Regions from separate parts of the Homo sapiens genome. Here region 1 is linked to region 2. A link is a loop called in an ENCODE intact Hi-C map of the cell type or tissue named here. Cell type or tissue: CD4-positive, alpha-beta T cell. All regions are shown on one strand. Links, peaks and the distances in the headings refer to the core of each region. The heading gives the core; the rest is flanking DNA. Region 1 overlaps ACTN4 (actinin alpha 4). Region 2 overlaps EIF3K (eukaryotic translation initiation factor 3 subunit K).

Evidence for each region. Peaks named below come from ENCODE experiments on the same cell type or tissue, not always from the same donor. Only the 100,000 strongest peaks of a DNase experiment are listed, where the experiment ranks them.
Region 1: a loop joins it to region 2, with 2.5 times the contacts of the local background. A loop is called at or near these places in 22 of 110 quality-filtered maps.

Annotation. Positions count from the first base shown.
Region 1 is chr19:38,684,338-38,688,337 of GRCh38, forward strand. All of the region lies in intron 1 of ACTN4 (actinin alpha 4), which reads left to right. Among named protein-coding and RNA genes, the nearest start is that of ACTN4, 39 kb to the left of the region's middle. RefSeq lists enhancers at 329-468, 1,639-1,698. In CD4-positive, alpha-beta T cell, for the core only: no CTCF peak of the experiment used is centred there; DNase peaks (open chromatin) are centred at 234, 1,664 and 2,384; H3K27ac peaks cover 2,411 bases.
Region 2 is chr19:38,631,329-38,637,788 of GRCh38, forward strand. EIF3K (eukaryotic translation initiation factor 3 subunit K) reads left to right here. Exons shown (of 8, transcript NM_013234.4): 5 at 1,102-1,168; 6 at 1,273-1,350; 7 at 3,665-3,790; 8 at 5,561-5,626. The coding sequence ends at 5,592. Among named protein-coding and RNA genes, the nearest start is that of ACTN4, 13 kb to the right of the region's middle. RefSeq lists enhancers at 1-638, 639-1,430, 686-1,885, 3,314-4,272, 3,376-3,425 and 2 more. In CD4-positive, alpha-beta T cell, for the core only: CTCF peaks have their summits at 3,465 (motif pointing left) and 3,672; a DNase peak (open chromatin) is centred at 3,463; H3K27ac peaks cover 888 bases.

The DNA.
Region 1 (4,000 bases), core at 1-4,000, 52 kb after region 2:
TCGGTCCTCTTCCCATGGTGTAGTGAGAGCACTCAGGACCACCTAGGCCTTTCCTAGAAAACTGAACCCACACCTTCCCAGTGCTGCCCCACCCTGGTCCCCCACCCCCTGCAGGACAAACCACTCCTCCCTTGTTTTGGGGCCAGGAGTCAGATCTGCCCCTGAGAGCAGCAGGGGCCCCTTTGTCCTTTGACGTCATACCCACACCGCTCCTGGAGACAGCCACCCCTTCATGCCAGCCCCAGGAAGGCTTGTAGGTGGGGCGAGCCAGGGTGAGAGTGTAGCCCTGTTCCTCGGCCAGGGCAGATGTTTCACCATTTTTAATGGAGCAATTATGAGTCAGAGGTTTCAGTCTCTACTGGTTCCTCCCGATCCTATAATTACTCTTTGGCTATAGAATCCTATTTTGATCTCTTCTTTTCTTTTCTCTTCTTTCTCTCTCTGTGGTCATGGTCAGGTTTTTCTTTTTTTAAATCCTCCCAAGACACTGCTAATGTTGTCTGTCTCATGCATCCAAGGAATCTGAGATGGACTGAATATTGTCAAGGGAAAAAAAAAGAGACCCCCAAATCCAGAGTGATTTCTTAACCCACCCAAATGGCTTTTTGTTTGTTTGTTTGTTTGTTTGAGACGGAATCTCGCTCTTTAGCCAGGGTGGAAGGCAGTGGCGTGATCTCAGCTCACTGCAACCTCTGCCTCCTGGGTTCAAGCGATTCTCCTGCCTCAGACTCCCAAGTAGCTGTGATTACAGGCACATGCCACCAAGCCCAGCTAATTTTTGTATTTTTAGTAGAGATAGGGTTTCACCATGTTGACCGGGATGGTCTCGAACTCCTGACCTCGTGATCCACCCACCTTGGCCTCCCAAAGTGCTAGGATTACAGGTGTGAGCCACCGTGCTTGGCCAACCCACCCAAATTGTGTACCCTACACCATCCTAGTGCTTGGGAGCCAACACCCACTCACAGGAGGCTAAGGGCAAGTTTAGGTAACTCTTAACACCACGAATTAGTTGCCTGCTGGCAAACTTCAAACTCCAAGCCTGAAATTTCTGGTTGGAGTCACCTCCCAGATGGACTCAGGGATTCATTCACCCCCTCATCCAGTGCTCACGGAGCCTCTGTGAGGTGCAGGCCTGGAGAGGAGCCCTGTGGCCTCAGCAAAGGGCAGGCAGGCTGGTGAGCACCCAACCTCTGGATCGAGGGGACTCAATTATGCGGATAAAGGCCCCTAATCCTCTCAGTGCTCCAAACTCACTCTGCTTCTGAAAGGGATCTTCGTACCCTGGGTTCAGAGAGTAGGAAGCCCGCAGGGACCGAGTATGCATGAAACAAGCCCAAGTCTGTGGGGGCTGTACATGGTCAAGATCACAGATTTCCAGACCAAGCCAGCTCCACCCTAGCTGGGATGCCCACCCTGAGACACCCCTCTCTGCTTTCACTGGAATAGGATGGCCCTGACTTGGCCGGGTGGACTGTTGAATCAGAGCCTCTCAAAACAGGAAAAAGGAAAAGGATCACCAAGCAGGAGTTTCAGTTGTCAAAGACAAAACCCTTACCACGATTAAAGATTACTCCAGGGCCTCGCATATTCACCCTTCCACCAGCAGGGCCCAGTTTACGGATCATTTGAATACTAGCAAAAAAACAAGCCATCTGCTGGAGAGATTGAACAGAGGGAGAAACAGGAGTGTTTGCCCTGCTTCCAGACACCCCTTTCCTGTGGCAGTTCCTGCACCTGGCAAGATCTACTGGGGAATTCCCGGGGTCCCACTAGCTCAGGACGGGTGTGTAGCACTTGCCTAAATAACAATCCCATCAGTGCCCTGTCTGACCTTTTCTCCCCAAATGCCAAAGGCCTCTTGTCTGGATGAACAAATCCCTGGGCGGATTTGTCCAGACTAAAACGTTAATTCTAAAGACTGGGCCCCTTAGGCACTCGCTAAGATTCCAGGCCACACTGTCTCAAGGCCAGAATTGGCTTACTTGGCTATCTTTTTGAAAGATCAAAGTTTAAACCAGATGATCTGTAGTCCCCCACCCCCACCCTGAAACCTGAGCTTAGCTGTAAGCATTGAAAGTAAATGGGGTGTTTGTAGCTCACCCTCCCTGTTCTCCAGGTGAAGGGCCCCGTGTGCCTGATCATTTCATAGCAAAATGCTAGATGGGGCCAGAGGAGGCCCCAGCCTCTGCTGCTGCCCTAATTTTAAAACTGCCTTTTGGGAGTGTAAGTTTCCTCTGTTAAAGGTAGTTATTTCAAGGTAGGCCTCACCATCTCCTCCTCCTGGTGAGAAGCTCTGCCTGGAGGGCTGAGCACTGCCTCCCGCTCTGTGGGCCCCACCTGCCTTGGGTTGAGACCTATCTCTTCCTGGACTCTGTGTGGGGAGTGCAGGCTCTTCCCCTTGGGGAGAACCCAGTTCTTTGACGTATAATCTGAGTGGTTTGGGTTGGTTGGTTGGTTGGTTGGTTGGTTTCCCATGTGTGGGATGGCTCCGGAAGTCTGTTTGAGAACAGAGGCAGGCTCAGATGGGAGCAGCTCCTACCCCGGGCCGCCTATCCCCCTTTACCCTGGGGTTTCTTTTAGCTCCAAGCATCCATTCCAGTCTAACAAATCTGGTGGCAGAGTCTCTTTTTTTTTTTTTTTTGAGACAGAGTCTCACTCTGTTGCCCAGGCTGGAGTACAGTGGCACAATCTCGGCTCACTGCAGCCTCCGCCTCCTGGGCTCAAGCGATTCTCTTGCCTCAGCCTCCTGAGTATCTGGGATTACAGGCGTGTGCCACCACGTCTGGCTAATTTTTCTGTATTATTAGTAGAGACGGCTGGTCTCTACTAATAGTTCAAGACGGCTGGTCTTGAACTCCTGACCTCAAATGATCCACCTGCCTCAGCCCCCCCAAAGTGCTGGGATTACAGGCGTGAGCCCCTGCACCCAGCCCCTCTGGTTCTACTGAGACCTCAGATCTTTCATTTATGGAACAAGGGGGTTGGATTAGATTGTTCGCTCTCAGCCCTCACTTCATGTTAGACTCACTAGGTGGACTTTGTCAAATGTCATTGCCCAGGGCCCACCTTGAGGGAATCTGTCTCATTTTGCCTGTGGTGAAATTCAGGTATTTTTAAAAAGCTCCCAGGTCCCATACATCTATTGTCAATTGATTTTCAACAAGGGTGCAGGACCATTCAATGGGGGAAAGAATAGTGTTTTCAACAAATAGTGCAGGAACAACTATTAATAGATACCCATCTGCAAAGAATGAAGTTGAACCTTTACCTCACACCATATACAAAAATTAACTCCAAACGGATCAGATACCTAAATGTAAGAGCTAAAACTGTAAAACTCTTAGAAGAAAACACAAGTGTAAATCTCATGACCTTGGGTTAGGCAATGGTTATTAGATATGACAGCAGAAACACAACCGAAGAAAAATAGATAAATCAGACTGTTTCAAAACTGGAAACTTTTTGCTTCAAAGGACACTATTAAAGTAAAAGGACAACCCGCAGAATATTTACAAATTGTATATCTGATAAGGGTCTACTGTCCAAAATGTATAAAGGACTCTTAAATTCAACAGTAAAAAGACACACCAGTTAAAAATGGGCAAAGGATTCAAATAGACACTTCTCCAAAGAAGATCTACAAATGGTCAATAAGCACATGAAAAGGTGTTCGATGTCATTACTAATTAGGGCAAATCAAAACCATAACCACTACAAATGGTCAATAAGCACATGAAAAGGTGTTCAATGTCATTACTAATTAGGGCAAATCAAAACCATAACGTGGTTGGGCCTGGTGGCTCATGTCCATAATTCCAACATTTTTGGAGGTAGAAGTGGGAGGATGGCTTGGGGCCACGAATTGGAGACCAGCCTGGGCATCATAGTGAGACCCTGCCTCTACAGAGAATTAAAATAAAAAATTAGGCCGGGTATGGTGGCTCATGCCTGTAATCCTAGCACTTTGGGAGGCCGAGGCGAGTGGATCACCTGAGGT
Region 2 (6,460 bases), core at 1,210-5,209:
TCGGAGAGGGGGATGTGGCAGGGTCATAGGATAATAGTGGAGAGAAGGTCAGCAGGTAAACACGTGAACAAAGGTCTCTGCATCATAAACAAGGTAAAGAATTAAGTGCTTTGCTTTTGATGTGCATACACATAAACATCTCAATGCCTTGAAGAGCAATATTGCTGCCCGCGTGTCCCACCTCCAGCCCTAAGGCGGTTTCCCCCTATCTCAGTAGATGGAACATACAATCGGGTTTTACACGAGACATTCCATTGCCCAGGGACGGGCAGGAGACAGATGCCTTCCTCTTGTCTCAACTGCAAAGAGGCGTTCCTTCCTCTTTTACTAATCCTCCTCAGCACAGACCCTTTACGGGTGTCGGGCTGGGGGACTGTCAGGTCTTTCCCTTCCCACGAGGCCATATTTCAGACTATCACATGGGGAGAAACCTTGGACAATACCTGGCTTTCCTAGGCAGAGGTCCCTGCGGTCTTCCGCAGTGTTTGTGTCCCTGGGTACTTGAGATTAGGGAGTGGTGATGACTCTCAAGGAGCATGCTGCCTTCAAGCATCTGTTTAACAAAGCACATCCTGCACCGCCCTTAATCCATTTAACCCTGAGTTGACCCAGCACATGTCTCAGGGAGCACGGGGTAAGGTTACAGATTAACAGCATCTCAAGGCAGAAGAATTTTTCTTAGTACAGAATAAAATGGAGTCTCCTGTGTCTACTTCTTTCTACACAGACACAGTAACAATCTGATCTTTCTTTTCCCCACACATTACTGATAAGAACGTTGTTGATAGGTAAGATTACCAGTGTAGGCTGGGAGTGGTGGCTCACCCCTGTAATCCCAACGCTTTGAGAGGCCAGCGTGGGCAGATCACTTGAGCCCAGGAGTTTGAGATCAGCCTGGGCAATATAGTGAGACCTCGTCTATGTAACAACAGCAGCAACAAAATCTTAGCACTTTGGGGGGCTGAGGCAGGAAGATCACTTGAGCCCAGAAATTCAAGACCAGCCTGGGCAACGTAGTGAGACCCCATCTCTATAAATAAATAAAAATAAAAGCAAATAATTTAAAAGAATAAACATTGTGAACATCAATTCCCATCACAGCAAGCCCTGGATGAAAACATGGACCTCTTGGAAGGTATAACTGGCTTTGAAGACTCTGTCCGAAAGTGTAAGTCCCTCTCTGAGGCTGGGCTCCCCAAGGGGAAGGGGTAGGGAGTGGCAGCCAGGTCCGGGGGGACAGCTGCTCACCGGTTTTGTCTCTGACCTCCACAGTTATCTGCCATGTTGTGGGTATCACTTACCAGCACATTGACCGCTGGCTGCTGGCCGAGATGCTCGGGGATCTGTCGGGTAACGCCCTCTGGGTCCTGGTGCACATCTGGGAGGTTGGGGGTGGCTAGGGCAGTGGACCTCAGTCAGCTCCTCCAACAGGCCTGTCTGGGTCTCATCAGGTCAGCATGGAAGGCCCAGCCCAAGGAGGAAATAAGAACTTGGTATAAGACAGTCTCTGCCTTGAGGGAGATCCTATGCCATTTGCTCATTTATTTTGCATTAATTGAGTGCCTACCGTGTGTCAGTGTGCTAAACTGGGCGTGCAGCAGTAAACAAAGTGGGATGGCTCCAATTCATTCTCATGGAGGTAGCAAAGCACATGGCGACATGGAGGTGTCCAGTGGTGATTCCTGTCATGAAGGAAAGCAAGACAGCTCACAGACCAGCGGCATCTGAGCCCTTACCTCCGTAGAGAGAGGCCCGTGGCCTGAGGTAGTGCAGAGGAGGATAGTAGAGCAGGGCCCTGACTTGTAACGTTCATGGGTAGCCAGGGTGTATGTGGCCAGAGCAGAGTAAGCATGGGCGAAAGTAGAGAGCTGGGGGTTGGAGGGGCATTTCCAGGTCATGTGGGGCCTCGGGAGGACCTTGTCCTTTCCCCTGACTGAGAAGGAGCCACCGGAGGGCTCTGAGCAGGGTAGGGCTCTGATCAGATGGATATTTTTTAAAGATCCCCCCAAGAACAAAAAAAGAAAAAATAACTTATTTGCTTACTTTTGTAAAAAGAAACGTAGAAAAGGAAGTCAAGAAACTAAGGAAGGCCGGGTGCGGTGGCTCCCGCCTGTAATCCAGCACTTTGGGAGGCCGAGGTGGGCGGATCATCTGTGGTCAGGAGTTCGAGACCAGCCTGCCCAACATGGTAAAACCCCCTCTCTACTAAAAATACAAAAAATTGCTGGGTGTGGTGGCGTGCACCTGTAATCCCAGCTACTTGGGAGGCTGAGGCAGGAGAATTGCTTCAACGCAGGAGGCGGAGGTTGCAGTGAGCTGAGATCGCACCATTGCACTAGTGATAAGATCGAAACTCCATCTAAAAAAAAAAAGAAACTAAGGAAGGCCACGTGTGATGGCTCATACCAGTGAGGGAGGCAGATCACGTGAGGTCAGGAGTTCGAGACCAGCCTGGCCAACATGGGGAAACCCCGTCTCTACTAAAAATACAAAAATTAGCTGGACGTGTTGGCATGTGCCTGTAATCCCAGCTATTCGGGAGGCTGAGGCAGGAGAACCGCTTGAGCCCAGGAGCAGAGGTTGCAGTGAGCCAAGATCACACCACTGCATTCCACTCTGGGCACTTTTAGTAGAGAAGGAGTTTGACCATGTTGGCCAGGCTGGTCTTGAACTCCTGACCTCAAGTGATCTGCCCACCTTGGCCTCCCAAAGTACTGGGATTACAGGCGTGAGCCGCTGCATCCAGCCAAGTAAAAGCTAACTTTTTTTTTTTTTTTTTTTTTTTTTTTGAGGTGGAGTCTGGCTCTGTCACCCAGGCTGGAATGCAGTGGCATAATCTCGGCTCACTGCAACCTCCTCCTGGTTTCAAACAATTCTCCTGCCTCAGCCTTCCAAATAGCTGAGACTATAGGCCTCTGCCACCTCGCCCAGCTAATTTTTTTTTTTTTTTTTTTTTTAGCAGAGATGGGGTTTCACCACGTTGGCCAGGACTTGGCACGGTGGCTCACACCTGTAATCCCAGCACTTTGGGAGGCCAAGGTGGGCGGATCACCTGAGGTCGGGAGTTCGAGACCAGCCTGACCAACATGGAGAAACCCCATCTCTACTAAAAATACAAAATTAGCCAGGCGTGGTGGCGCATGCCTATAATCCCAGCTACTCGGGAGGCTGAGGCAGGAGAATTGCTTGAACCTGGGAGGTGGAGGTTGCAGTGAGCCGAGATTGCGCCATTGCACTCCAGCCTGAGCAACAAGAGCAAAAACTCCGTCTCAAAAAAAAAAAAGTGTATTGTTTCTGGTAATGGTCATGTTATAATTTTGCAACCGTTTCATATAGGTTGTGGGAAAAGGTAGATAAATACGCTGCTCTTGTTAGGAACCAAAATTTGCCCAGGGAGAGAAAACAGAGGAATAGAAATTAAGGCAGAAGCCCCACGATGAGGCTGAAAGAGCTCACAGGCTCCCTCTGGCGGCCATTCAGAGAATGACCCGTGGAAGGGCAGGGGCGGAAGCAAGGAGACCAGGCCAGCTGCTGCTGTCCAGGAGATGTCAGTGGGCAAGGGGGGCTGCCCTGGCTTCCTGAGCCATGACTCTGTTGCCTCTCAGTCCCCTGGAACTGTGGGATCAGGCTGACTGAAGCCCCTTGCTGCCCCTGTCACCTGCAGACAGCCAGCTAAAGGTGTGGATGAGCAAATACGGCTGGAGTGCCGACGAGTCGGGGCAGATCTTCATCTGTAGCCAAGAAGAGAGCATTAAACCCAAGAACATTGTGGAGAAGATTGACTTTGACAGTGAGTGGTGACCCACGGCCTCGGGCTTTGGGGCTAAGGGGGTGCCCCTCAAGGGAGGCCGAGGCAGGGGCCCAGAGGACCTGGGTAGATCTGCTCGTGTTCTGGGCTGGGAAGTCTGCACCTGCCAGATTCCATTCACCTTGTGTCTTGGGGCTCCCGCCCAGGAGGAATAGCGGGGAGCTGGGTGATCTTCCCTGGAACTTCTAGGCCCTGTGTCCTGCCCCATAGCACTCAGCAAGACTTCCTGGGGCCCAGCGGGGCCTCACAGGGGGTCTCTGCACCCTTATTTGTCCCTGAGGCCTGTCTCGTTGGCCATCTTTTATTCTTGGGGTGCCCAAGCCTCATGTGCAGACTTGGAATCCGGTGAACAGTAGGAATCTTGATTCTCTAGTTTGGGTGATTCCACATTTTTGTGCCTCAGTTTTCTCATCTAAAAAATGGGGACGACTGCAACAGTAACTATGATAAACACTGTGTAGGTCCTTACACTTACATCATTTGATCCTCAGTTGCTAAATGATATAAATAGTATCATACCTACCTCATGGCATCATAAGTGTGAATGCATGTATAACACTTAGCAAAGAGCTAAGTGACCACACAGTTCATTAAATGTTCATTATGACCATCGTCTACACACATGTAACTAACACAGGCTCAACTGCTTGCTCAACTAAAAAGATTGCAGTGGCTACTCCGGCAGCGGGTGCTGCTTCACTGCCGCTCATCATGGCACTGAGCAGATGTCCTGGAGCCAGGGAGAAAGGCACAGGCGGGCTGCTGCCTTCATCCCGGGTCTCCCCCACCCGCTTGAGTGTGATTCAGGTGTTTTAAAGATGTGTTTGGTACAACGTGGTTTCTTAACACAAACCAGCTAATTTTGTACTTAACTGGGGAACAGCATTGAGCAGGCAGCCATCTGCGCACTTGCAGCCCGTGGTATCTCACCTCTAAACGCCGCGTGACTGCTGTGTCGGGGTTCTCAGTGAGAACTCCAGCAAAAGATTCTGTAGTGAGGAAAGGGCCTCCTTTCTTCTCCCCTTTGGCTTCTGTTGCCCCACCCCACCTTCCTGACCTTTTAGGTCACAGGTGGAGAGGGCAGTGCTGAGTCAACAAGGAAAAGGAGGAGGAAGGTGTGAATCTCAGGGAAGTAGGAGCCCAGCCCTGCCGGGGGAGTAGACGGGAGGGTTCCCTCTGTCTCAGTTCTGGCTCCATTGCTCTGTGTCCTGGGTCAAACAGGATAGGTTCAAAATACTCAGGAGGCTGAGGCAGGAGAATCACTTGAACCCGGAAGGTGGAGGTTGCAGTGAGCCAAGATCGCTCCACTGCACTACAGCCTGGGCAACAGAATGAGACTGTGTCTCAAAAAAAAACTTAAGAGTATCCTGCAAATAGTACCTAGTAAATATTATCATGTAGGTAATTACAAACAACACTTCCTTGGCACTTTGTTCTAAGCACCTCGTTTGGTCCTACAATCCTATAAGGTAGGTGCTTCTTAAAGATAGGAAGGTAGGTGATGCTCAGAGATGTTCAGTAACTTGTCCAAGTGACCCAGCTGTTAATTGGCAGAGCTGGGATTTGAACCTAGCCCTCCTTGCTCCAGAGTCCATCTTTTTAAAATACTGCACCAAACTGCCTTTGTGATGGTAACTGGGGCCTGGAAGGAGTTTATGATCTCCCCCTAAAGAATTGTGGGTGCTGTAGCAGGTGGCTGGAGGTTTGTCTCCCGCCCTTCTCACCTTCAGTCTGGTCTCTCCTTCCCCACAGGTGTGTCCAGCATCATGGCCTCCTCCCAGTAACTTCAGGTGTTTAATAAAGATGTGTTGACTCAGCCCTACTGTCTCCTCCCTGGCTTCCTGCCTCTGCCCCTTGCCCACCAGAGGGAGCTCAGGAGCAGGCCTCTGCTCTGGGTTGGCCCCCGCACCGTACCCCCAGCCCCCACCACACCACACCCCATGGCGGGGTTTCCGCCTCCTTTTTCCCCTGCTTCGACTTCCTCCCTTGCCCCACCCTACCTTCCTGACCTTTTAGGTCTTGGGTGGGGAGGGCAGCATTGAGTCAGCAAGGAGGAGGGAGTATGAATGGGATGTGGCAGCCCAGCCCTGTGGTGGAGGCTGAGCACCTCTGGGAGGAGTGAAGGTGAAGTTTCCCTCTGTCTTGATGGTGGCTCTTGCTTTGTGACCTTGGTCAAGGGACTGTGCCTCTTTTTTTTTTAGACGAAGTCTCGCTCTGTCGCCCAGGCTGGAGTGCAGTCGCGCGATCTCGGCTCACTGCACGCTCCACCTCCCGGGTTTATGCCATTCTCCTGCCTCAGCCTCCAGAGTAGCTGGGACTACAGGCGCCCGCCACCATGCTCGGCCAATTTCTTGTATTTTTAGTAGACAGGGTTTCACCGTGTTAGCCAGGATGGTCTTGATCTCCTGACCTTGTAATCTGCCTGCCTCGGCCTCCCAAAGTACTGGGATTACAGGCGTGAGCCACCGCGCCCAGCCGGGATTGTGCCTCTCTAATTCTCAGTTTCTTCATCTGCAGAAGGGGAAGAATAATGCACCCTTCTGAAACCTGTGAGGGTTTCTCCGGCCCTTGCCAGTAAAGGCCTGAGATTGGGGCCTGTCCTGTCCTGTCCTTGCTCTTAGAAAATGTGAGCCACAGGCCGGGTGCAGTGGT